3 separate regions of the Homo sapiens genome follow, and all the other regions are linked to region 2. A link is a contact called in ENCODE Hi-C or POLR2A ChIA-PET data. All regions are on one chromosome and are shown on one strand. The core of a region is the stretch at or near the end of the contact, and the rest is flanking DNA. Distances in the headings are between cores, read along the strand shown.

What was found. Hi-C counts contacts between places; a loop is a spot of excess contacts on that map. ChIA-PET counts read pairs that join two places held with the same protein, here RNA polymerase II (POLR2A). Pooled maps may share reads with other maps.
Region 1: a loop to region 2 is called in a map of CD4-positive, alpha-beta T cell, with 4 times the contacts of the local background. The contact joins the promoter of BRD8 here to the promoter of APBB3 in region 2. A Hi-C loop is called at or near these places in 2 of 168 maps with a recorded cell type or tissue (CD4-positive, alpha-beta T cell and naive thymus-derived CD4-positive, alpha-beta T cell) and 6 of 50 pooled maps.
Region 3: a pooled map shows a loop between it and region 2 (14-fold over the local background). The contact joins the promoter of CDC25C here to the promoter of APBB3 in region 2. A Hi-C loop is called at or near these places in 1 of 37 single-sample maps with no recorded cell type and 9 of 50 pooled maps. POLR2A ChIA-PET finds 5 or more read pairs at or near these places in 1 of 52 experiments (activated naive CD8-positive, alpha-beta T cell).

What each region holds. Positions count from the first base shown.
Region 1 is chr5:138,176,987-138,179,879 of GRCh38, forward strand. It overlaps BRD8 (bromodomain containing 8), which reads right to left and starts at 1,644. Exons shown (of 27, transcript NM_139199.2): 1 at 1,610-1,644; 2 at 585-681. The coding sequence starts at 1,628. KIF20A (kinesin family member 20A) reads left to right here and starts at 2,126. Exons shown (of 19, transcript NM_005733.3): 1 at 2,126-2,216; 2 at 2,674-2,859. The coding sequence starts at 2,695. RefSeq lists enhancers at 1,594-1,888, 1,596-1,645, 1,786-1,955.
Region 2 is chr5:140,563,241-140,565,940 of GRCh38, forward strand. APBB3 (amyloid beta precursor protein binding family B member 3) reads right to left here and starts at 1,358. Exons shown (of 13, transcript NM_133173.3): 1 at 957-1,358; 2 at 512-675; 3 at 354-430. The coding sequence starts at 1,005. SLC35A4 (solute carrier family 35 member A4) reads left to right here and starts at 1,588. Exons shown (of 3, transcript NM_080670.4): 1 at 1,588-1,618; 2 at 2,633-2,700. LOC131768270 (SLC35A4 upstream open reading frame protein) reads left to right here and starts at 1,588. Exons shown (of 3, transcript NM_001394034.2): 1 at 1,588-1,618; 2 at 2,633-2,700. The coding sequence starts at 1,604. MIR6831 (microRNA 6831) reads right to left here and starts at 511; the gene lies at 431-511. RefSeq lists enhancers at 516-575, 1,184-1,790, 1,546-1,665 and a silencer at 1,046-1,225.
Region 3 is chr5:138,330,550-138,333,249 of GRCh38, forward strand. CDC25C (cell division cycle 25C) reads right to left here and starts at 1,255. Exons shown (of 14, transcript NM_001790.5): 1 at 1,046-1,255; 2 at 438-669. The coding sequence starts at 631. LOC100128966 (a long non-coding RNA gene) reads left to right here and starts at 1,556. Exons shown (of 4, transcript NR_146628.1): 1 at 1,556-1,636. RefSeq lists enhancers at 413-1,366, 1,078-1,207, 1,218-1,267 and a silencer at 1,318-1,577.

The sequences.
Region 1 (2,893 bases), core at 394-2,893, 2.4 Mb before region 2:
CTGAGGTGGAGGATCATTTGAGCCTGAGATATGGAGGTTGCAGTGAGCCAAGATCACACCACTGCCCTCCAGCCTGGGCCACAGAGTGCAATCTTGTCTCAAAAAAAAAAAAAAAAAAATAGGCCTGGCAGTGGCTCACGCCTGTAATCCCAGCACTTTGGGAGGCCGAGGCGGACAGATCATGAGGTCAGGAGATTGAGACCATCGTGGCCAACATGGTGAAACCCCGTCTCTACTAAAAATACAAAATTAGCCAGGCATGGCCAGGCGCAGTGGCTCACACCTGTAATCCCAGCACTCTGGCAGGCCGAGGTGGGGGGATCACCTGAGGTCAGGAGTTCGAGACCAGCCTGGCCAACATGGCGAAACTCTGTCTCTACTAAAAAATACAAAAATTAGCTGGGCGTGTCCGCACCACTGCACTCCAGCCTGGGCAACAGAAGGAGACTCAGTCTCAAAAAAAGAAGAAAAAGAAAAGAAAGTCTACTTACAGCTTAATATGATTAACTATAGAAATCTACCGATGTGAAAGAGTATCTAACAATTTCTAAGACCCAGAAAAGCTGACATCCTAGATACCTTACCAATTTTGATCGCCACTTCTCATGACAGAAGATGCTAAACATAGCTTCTCTCGGATGGACCATGGCTCTGTGGGGCCAGTGCTTAGCAGCTTGTGTTCTGGGAAAGGGAGAAAAAAAAAAAAGCCTTGGAAACAACCACTGAGACTGTAGTGCTAAGCTCCAAAATCCCCAAAAAGAGGACTAAAAGCCTAATACAAAACATCCCAACTTGTTAGGACAAAGTGAGCTACTATAACCAAATCTTGATTTTCACCTCTCCAAGTGAAATATCACCAGTGACCGGGGTACCTATTCGTTGCATGTGAATTATTAACATTTTATTTCTTAAAACGCCATGGCTTGAAGCTCCGCTTTATTAAGAAACAGGGAATGTCAGATTAGGCAGTTCTCCCTAAAAGCCCAGTTTTAAGAATACTGGACTTTATTCCAGTTTGAACTTATTCAGGGCTTATTTCCCAGGAACCCGAGCGGCCAGCCCCTCCTACTACCCCGCCTCCCTCTTAGCATAAACTTGTTTACTTCTCTCAGATCCTCTACTCCAAATGTCGGGGGTAAAAGAGCTTTTCAGTCCAAAAAAAGAAAAATGGCTGAAATCCCCGAGATGCAATTTCCTGAGTGGCAAGAAAAGCTCATGGTTAAAAGACCCCACTTCCACTGCCTCACAAACGTCAGACAAAAAAATGAATGGCTCTTTGAGGTGCCGGTTACTCCGTCTGGCTCATAACATCTTTTCGTCTGCACGCCCAAGTTTCTAGAGTGCTTTTACGGTTAACCCGCAGAGTTCCTAACACACTAGGATTCACTAAGCTGCTTCTCTCACACCTCCGCTCTCTCCCTGAGAAACAAGACCCCAGATTTCTGGGCCCCCAAACGTTGGTCTTCACGATGCTGTAGAGCGCAGGTCTCTGAAAACCCTGGGCTCTCAAGCAACCCACTTCTCCCACTCCCTAAGCGTGTAACAAAAATATGGTGCCTAGCCTCGGATCTACAAAGGCCTTTCACGCAAAACCTGCTCAGATACTCACTGCCCGTTCCCGTCGCCATCTTGGCCCCGAAGTCTCCAACCCTGAGGAGAGACGGTCTGGAAGGGCCGAAACCCTGGAATTCTGGGAAATAGTGTACCGGCGTTGGTTCGCGGTGCCTCCTGGGAAATGTCGTTTTTCCCCTTAAGACAAAGCAAGCACCCTAAACCAGTTACCCTGTGCACTCCTGTTAAGATTGTTGCTAAGGAAGGACAGGAGTTGGCTGCTGAAGCCTCAAGATTTCCTTTAGGCTCTTAGGTAAGAAATGTCTAAGGTTCAAGGAAAAAGGTTAAGTTGGAAGAATCCCAGGCAAAATAAGTGCGAATCCACGACAGTTGGTAACCCGGACCCACATTAGAACTCAGAGGTCAAGCAGAAGCGAACGACTGGAATTCCAGTCAGGCCCGCCCCCTTTCCTTACGCGGATTGGTAGCTGCAGGCTTCCCTATCTGATTGGCCGAACGAACGCAGCGCGTAATTTAAAATATTGTATCTGTAACAAAGCTGCACCTCGTGGGCGGAGTTGTGCTCTGCGGCTGCGAAAGTCCAGCTTCGGCGACTAGGTGTGAGTAAGCCAGTATCCCAGGAGGAGCAAGTGGCACGTCTTCGGGTGAGTGTGCGGCTGTGCTGGAGCCCGGGTTACCAGCTCTTGCCCGCGCGGAATAGGCTTTAAGAAATCGGAGCTGCAGCCATCTGTTTTTCTCTTAATGCTGCATCTCTGTTCTCACGGTGGTCCTTGGGGTGAGGTTAGAGAAGGAGCCGAGGGATCCTGACACCACCTCCACAGCACCGGCGGGCGAGGTGCCCTACTTTAGGCGTAGCCTTCTGCTTTTGGAGCCAGATGTCTGTGGACTTCTGTTCGCGTTCAGAAATGCCGCCTCAAACTTCTCTCAATTGTTCATTAAGTGAACTTCTCTCATTCCCTTCCCCTTTGCCGATAATTGGAGGGGAAAAGAAGTAGGAAGCGGGACACGGTGTCCTGGGGCAAGGGACTTATTACCTAAAATTCGCGGCCCCTTCTGTCCCTAAAGGTTCTTCTCCCTGCCCACTTTTTGGTCTCTTTTTAGACCTAGGCTGCCCCTGCCGTCATGTCGCAAGGGATCCTTTCTCCGCCAGCGGGCTTGCTGTCCGATGACGATGTCGTAGTTTCTCCCATGTTTGAGTCCACAGCTGCAGATTTGGGGTCTGTGGTACGCAAGAACCTGCTATCAGACTGCTCTGTCGTCTCTACCTCCCTAGAGGACAAGCAGCAGGTAAAGGAACTGGGGAGTGGCTGGGGCGGAAAGT
Region 2 (2,700 bases), core at 108-2,607:
TCTCAAAAAATAAAAAATAAAAGTCACAAAATAGAACAGGGTCCAATATGTGGACCAGAACCCCAAAGTGGGACAAGAGACCCTAGAACAGAGGACTTAATGGCCAAGGTCTAGAACATGATAGGTTAGGACCAAGAATATGAAAAACATGTAGCTACAAACAAGAGCTTAGAACAAGGGATAAAACTCAAAATACTGACAGTTAAGAACCTGGGACAGAGCCAAGAACGTAACAGAACCCAAAACATGTGACAGAATCCAGAACCTGGGCTGGAAAGCAGACCATGGGTCCAGCTGCATTTTTGAACACCATGGAACCCCAAGCCTTTCATTTTGCCTGGGCCACCCGTTACCTCCGGTCCAGTGAACTCTCCAGGCTGGAGAAGGATCTCCCTTTGGGGGGCCGCAGTCCCCAGATCCCCTCCGTTCCCTGTAGAGTGGGAGTTAGTCAGTTTAACAGCAGACCTAGGTCCACACATGGGCTCAGACCTCCTCCTCACACTCTACCTACCGTGCCTGGGTCCTCTGCATCTCCTAGTTCCCAGGTTGGGCGCTGCCACTGGGTGCTACCGCTGGGTACATGCCAGTAGTAAGTACCTGCAGCATCGTGGATCTTCCTCCAGCCAGGAGGCAGGCCAGCCTCCACCTCCAGACTGTGGTCCCCCCACAAGTCATCTACAGGAACACCGGATTAGAGAGGAGGGAGCATATGATTTGTGAGTTCAGAATAACATGCTGTCATAATCCCCTCTCCATCCCCAAAATGGGTCAGTTCTTAGGCTGAAGATCCAGGCTCCTCAATCTTGAAGACATCACATGTAAAGACCGGGTTCATTCGCCCCCTGGTCCCTACACAGAGAGGTATCCCCCACCGTCTTTGAGCCCCAGAGTAGCCTTTCGGATTCCCTCGTCCTCCCTCAGCTCCTGGTCTTCCCACCGGGCCCCTCCGTGCACACCATCGCAGTTGACCAGAATGATGGCCAGCATGTAATCCTTGCCCAGCATAACCCCGGCTGCTCCCCGCCAGCCTCTGCCGGCCCGCACTCTCAGCCCAGCGCGACCTCTGGAGCTACTGCGCCTGCAAGCCCAGCCTCTCTGCGCCGCAGGCTGCGGGGCCAGCTGGCGCCGCACAAATACGGGGCGGGACACGGGGCGGGACACGGGCCGGTCCCGGGGGAGGGCCTGAGCCGCACAGCCCGCCCAGGGGTGGTGCGTGTAAACGGGCGTCTGGATCCCCGAATGGTTGCGTGTTTCCGTGTGTGGGTCCGGGGGAGGCCCACGAACGCCAGCGAAACCGCTGACACCACCGCCCAACTATGAACTCATCAGGCGCCTGAAGACCGACACGCCGAACATGCGCCGCGCGCACTCGCGCACGAGTGAGATCATCGCGCCCCGGTCGTGAGTGCGCTCACACGCAGCCTGAGACTCGACGGGAGGGGGTCACGTGGAAGTATCTGAGAGAGGCGTACTTGGCCACTAGGAAAGCACCTCCCCCTTTCCAAAAATGCTCCGGAAGTGCCTTCGCCCTCCGTAAAGATGGCCGGGGCAGTCGGCACGAGGGAGGCGGGGATGCGCCTGCGCAACAAGTTCGGCGGGGAAGATGGCGGATGACAAGGTGAGTGGCCGTGGGGGTGATCTGCAGCCGGGCGTGGTCTTCACTCTCCTTGACCTTTTTAGTTCCGGGGAGAAGCGACTCTGGAGCGGCTCAGGAGTGAGGATGTCCCTTGTTTCTTCTGCGGCTCCTGTCAACTGCCTCAACAGTGTGGAGTGGTGTGGGGAGAGCATTCGGCGAGGCGGGAGGAGCCGTGGATCCCCCAGATGTCCCCTCCTGGGAACCATCACGAACCCGTTACTAGCACAGACTCAAAAACATTCACCCTTAAACACTCCTCACTTTACCCCATTCCCTAGCTCCCGAAATTTTCTTCCCAGTGACACGATGTTTCCAATCACACGGACACTCACACCACCCTCATTCAAACACTCCTTTGCATACATTCTGAATTTCATACTTATATGCGATCAAAATCACTCAGTCCATTTACTTACACACTTGCCGACAGTCTTTTTTGTCATTCTCAGTCACATCCAGTCACTCACATTCAGTTTGGGATGTCCTTGGGAAGAAAGAGGTAAAGCCCATCCAGGAACCAAGACAATAAAATTGTCCAGGAAACTGCCTCGGTCCATTACTCACCATTGGTCTAGAAGCTCAGCATTACCCACACATTTACTAAATGTCAGGCACTAGAACATAGTAGCCAAGACAGACTGGTCACGACTTTCAAGGAGCTCATAATGGAGTCAGTAGTGGTTTCCTGATGGACCTAATTAAAGGTCCCTAGCTGTCCCTCCTGCCTTTCCTACATACTGCTTGCTATATAAAATTCTTGTCAAGGTTGATGTAAGTTACTGGTTCAGATCCCATCTGTCAGTCCCTTCCTGGCCCTCATTTGAATTCTGTGCTTTTCAATGCTTGTCTTTCTTTGCCACTGCCATCTCAGGAAGCTTTTATAGGAAAAGGTCTTTCTGGCTCACCCCATCCCCTCCCAATTCCCAGCTTCTGATGGAATTGAGCAAGGGGTGGGGCTTAGTCAGACTGCTGGAGCCAGCCTCTCGCTTGTCCTAGGATTCTCTGCCTAAGCTTAAGGACCTGGCATTTCTCAAGAACCAGCTGGAAAGCCTGCAGCGGCGTGT
Region 3 (2,700 bases), core at 5-2,504, 2.2 Mb before region 2:
CAGGCTGAAGTGCAGTGAGGCGATCTTGGCTAACTGCAGCCTCCACCTCCCGGGCTCAAGCAATCCTCCCACCTCAGCCTCCCGAGTTGCTGGGACTATAGGTGCACACCACCACACTCAGCTAACTTTTAATATTTTTTGTAGAGACGGCGTCTTGCCATGTTGCCCAGGCTGGTCTTGAACTCCTAGACTCAGGCGATCCGCCCTCCTTGGCCTCCCAAAGTGCGGAGATTACAGGCATGAGCCACCTCGCCTGGCTGAGATTATTTCTTGTCACAGAAAAGAAGGTGAGACTCAAAAGGGTTACACAGTCAAGGGCAGAGTTGAGACTTAAAGCCTGACCTTTGAGCCGGGATAATTGAAAACAAACCAACAAACAAACCCAACTGTTTGGAAATAGCAAAGGCAATACAGTGTAAAAATAAAAGTATATTTACCCAGACAAAATGCTTAGGTTTGCAGAATCACCAAGAAATTTGCCCACTGGAGTTCTAGGGACATCTGGACAGACGGTAAAGGAAGTGTCTCTCTCCAGGAGCAGGTTTAACATTTTCCTTTGATTAGACCTAAAACTGGGTCCTGAGCCAGAGCTTCCTTCCTCTCTTGTGGATGAGAAGAGTTCCGTAGACATGGTCTTCGAATTCTCACCAGGAGAAAAACAAAACCTAGCTAGGAGGAAAACGTCATCTAAATCGGTACATCACAGTTCCCTCAGCTTTCCTAAACTCCTCCACCCTTTCCAGCCAGGCGAATCAACACTGGAAGAGGGGCAACCCCGAAGGGTGATTCACAGCCTGGCTTAAGGTTAGAACCTGAATTCACCGACGAGAGGCAACCTTAGGACCTTAAAGATGGAATGAAGAGAGGATTTTGACTTGTTCCACGCCACACAGCTCGAGACTCCTGACTAGAAAGAACCCGGGTCTCGTAACTCGCGATAGTCCCCATTCGGCCCTCCCAACCTCTGTCTGTGGGGGCCCGACTGGACCCTAAGGGGGACAATGGGGTCTCCGTGATTCCGTGGCGGAGACGGCTGCGGACTTACCTCAAGCCTGGAGTCTGAGGCTTGCCTACAAGAGGAGAGAAAGTAGATAGGGATCGGACACAGGCGAAGACTTGAGCAGAATGAAAGGAAATCTAGGGGAAAGGAGGTAGTTAACTAGATTGCAGCTCTGCCTTCCGACTGGGTAGGCCAACGTCGGACTCAGAGTCTTCCCTGAGCAGAAGGCCAAAGTTACGGCCTCTGAGCAAGAATATCAACAGCCGCAGGCGTTGACCATTCAAACCTTCCGCCAGCCCAGTAACCTATCCCCGCTCGCCTCTAAGCTGCGTCAGCCAATCTCCGCGCGCGCGCCCAGGGCCTCATGGCCTATCGTTGGGCTCGCAGATCACCTGGGGGCGTGTGCTTGCTCTGGAAATGGTAAGACTTGCCCCGCCCCATAGCCAGAGCAGGATAGTGTTTGGCCCACCAGCGTTAGGCAGGCTGCGGGGTAAGCTCCGCCTCACGGGGAGCCTGGCGCATCATTGGCTCTCCCTCTCACCAATCTCCACACCCTTTCTGTTTTCCTCGTTCCCTCAGCCCCACGAACCCCGGGAGATTTAAACCGCGCCTTACTAGTGATGTCCATTCACTAGGGTAATACTAGGAGAGATTATTTTGGGTGGAGGGTGTTGTAAGCGTTTCATTTTCTTCGCTTCTTTCTCGTGCCGTTTTCGCGGACGTTTTCTTCTAAGTTTTGCTGGCCTTCCACGGGAGATGGAGCGTTTGCTGCCGGCGTGGCAAGTGTTGGGGCGAGACGGGTGTGTGTGTTTATGCTGAGAGGCATTAGCCCCTTCCAAGAGCTTTGTTTGGTGTTTCTTTTAGTGTGCAGCATCTCAGAGACTCTAGCTCACGTGGGTAAAAAGAAATTCCGTTGCAGGGAAAGTGGAGGAATTAAATCATCTTGGTATAATCCTTATCGCAATCCAGAGGACCTCAAAGATTGGTTATTAATGAAAATTTGAACATTGACGAGGTGATATTTATAAATTATTGGCCGGACGCGTTGGCCCACACCTGTAATCCCAGCACTTTGGGAGGCCGAGGCGGGCAGATTACATGAGGTCAGGGGTTCAAAACCAGCCTGGCCAACATGATGAAACCCCGTCTCTACTAAAAATACAAAATTTAGCCGGTTGTGGTGGCACACACCTGTAATCCCAGCTACTTGGGAGGCTGAGGCATGAGAACTGCTTGAACTCGGGAGACAGAGGTTGCGCCACTGCACTCCAGCCTGGGCATTAGAGTGAAACAAACAAAAAGACATTCCTAATGTTAGGGATTTGCTTTTAAATAATCCTGTGCTGGGGGAAGGTATTGATGATACAAGATTGACCCTGACTGTTGAGTGATGGGGGCAGGAGGGTCCATCATATCTGTGCTTCTCAAGGTTTAATTTGCACACTAACCACCTGAGGACCTGCTAAATGCAGATTCTGATTCGGGATGTCTGGGTTGCGGTTGCGGCCCAAGATTCTGCCCTTCTAACAAGCCCCCAGCTGATGGTGAGGTAGCTGGTCCTACGACCATACTTTGCGTGGTAAGGTATTACCCCATACTTCTTACTTCAATGTATATTTGAAAATTTCCATAATAAAAATGTTCAAAATAACCTTGGAAGCTCTTTAAGATGTAGGCTCCAAAAACGATAATTCGATAGG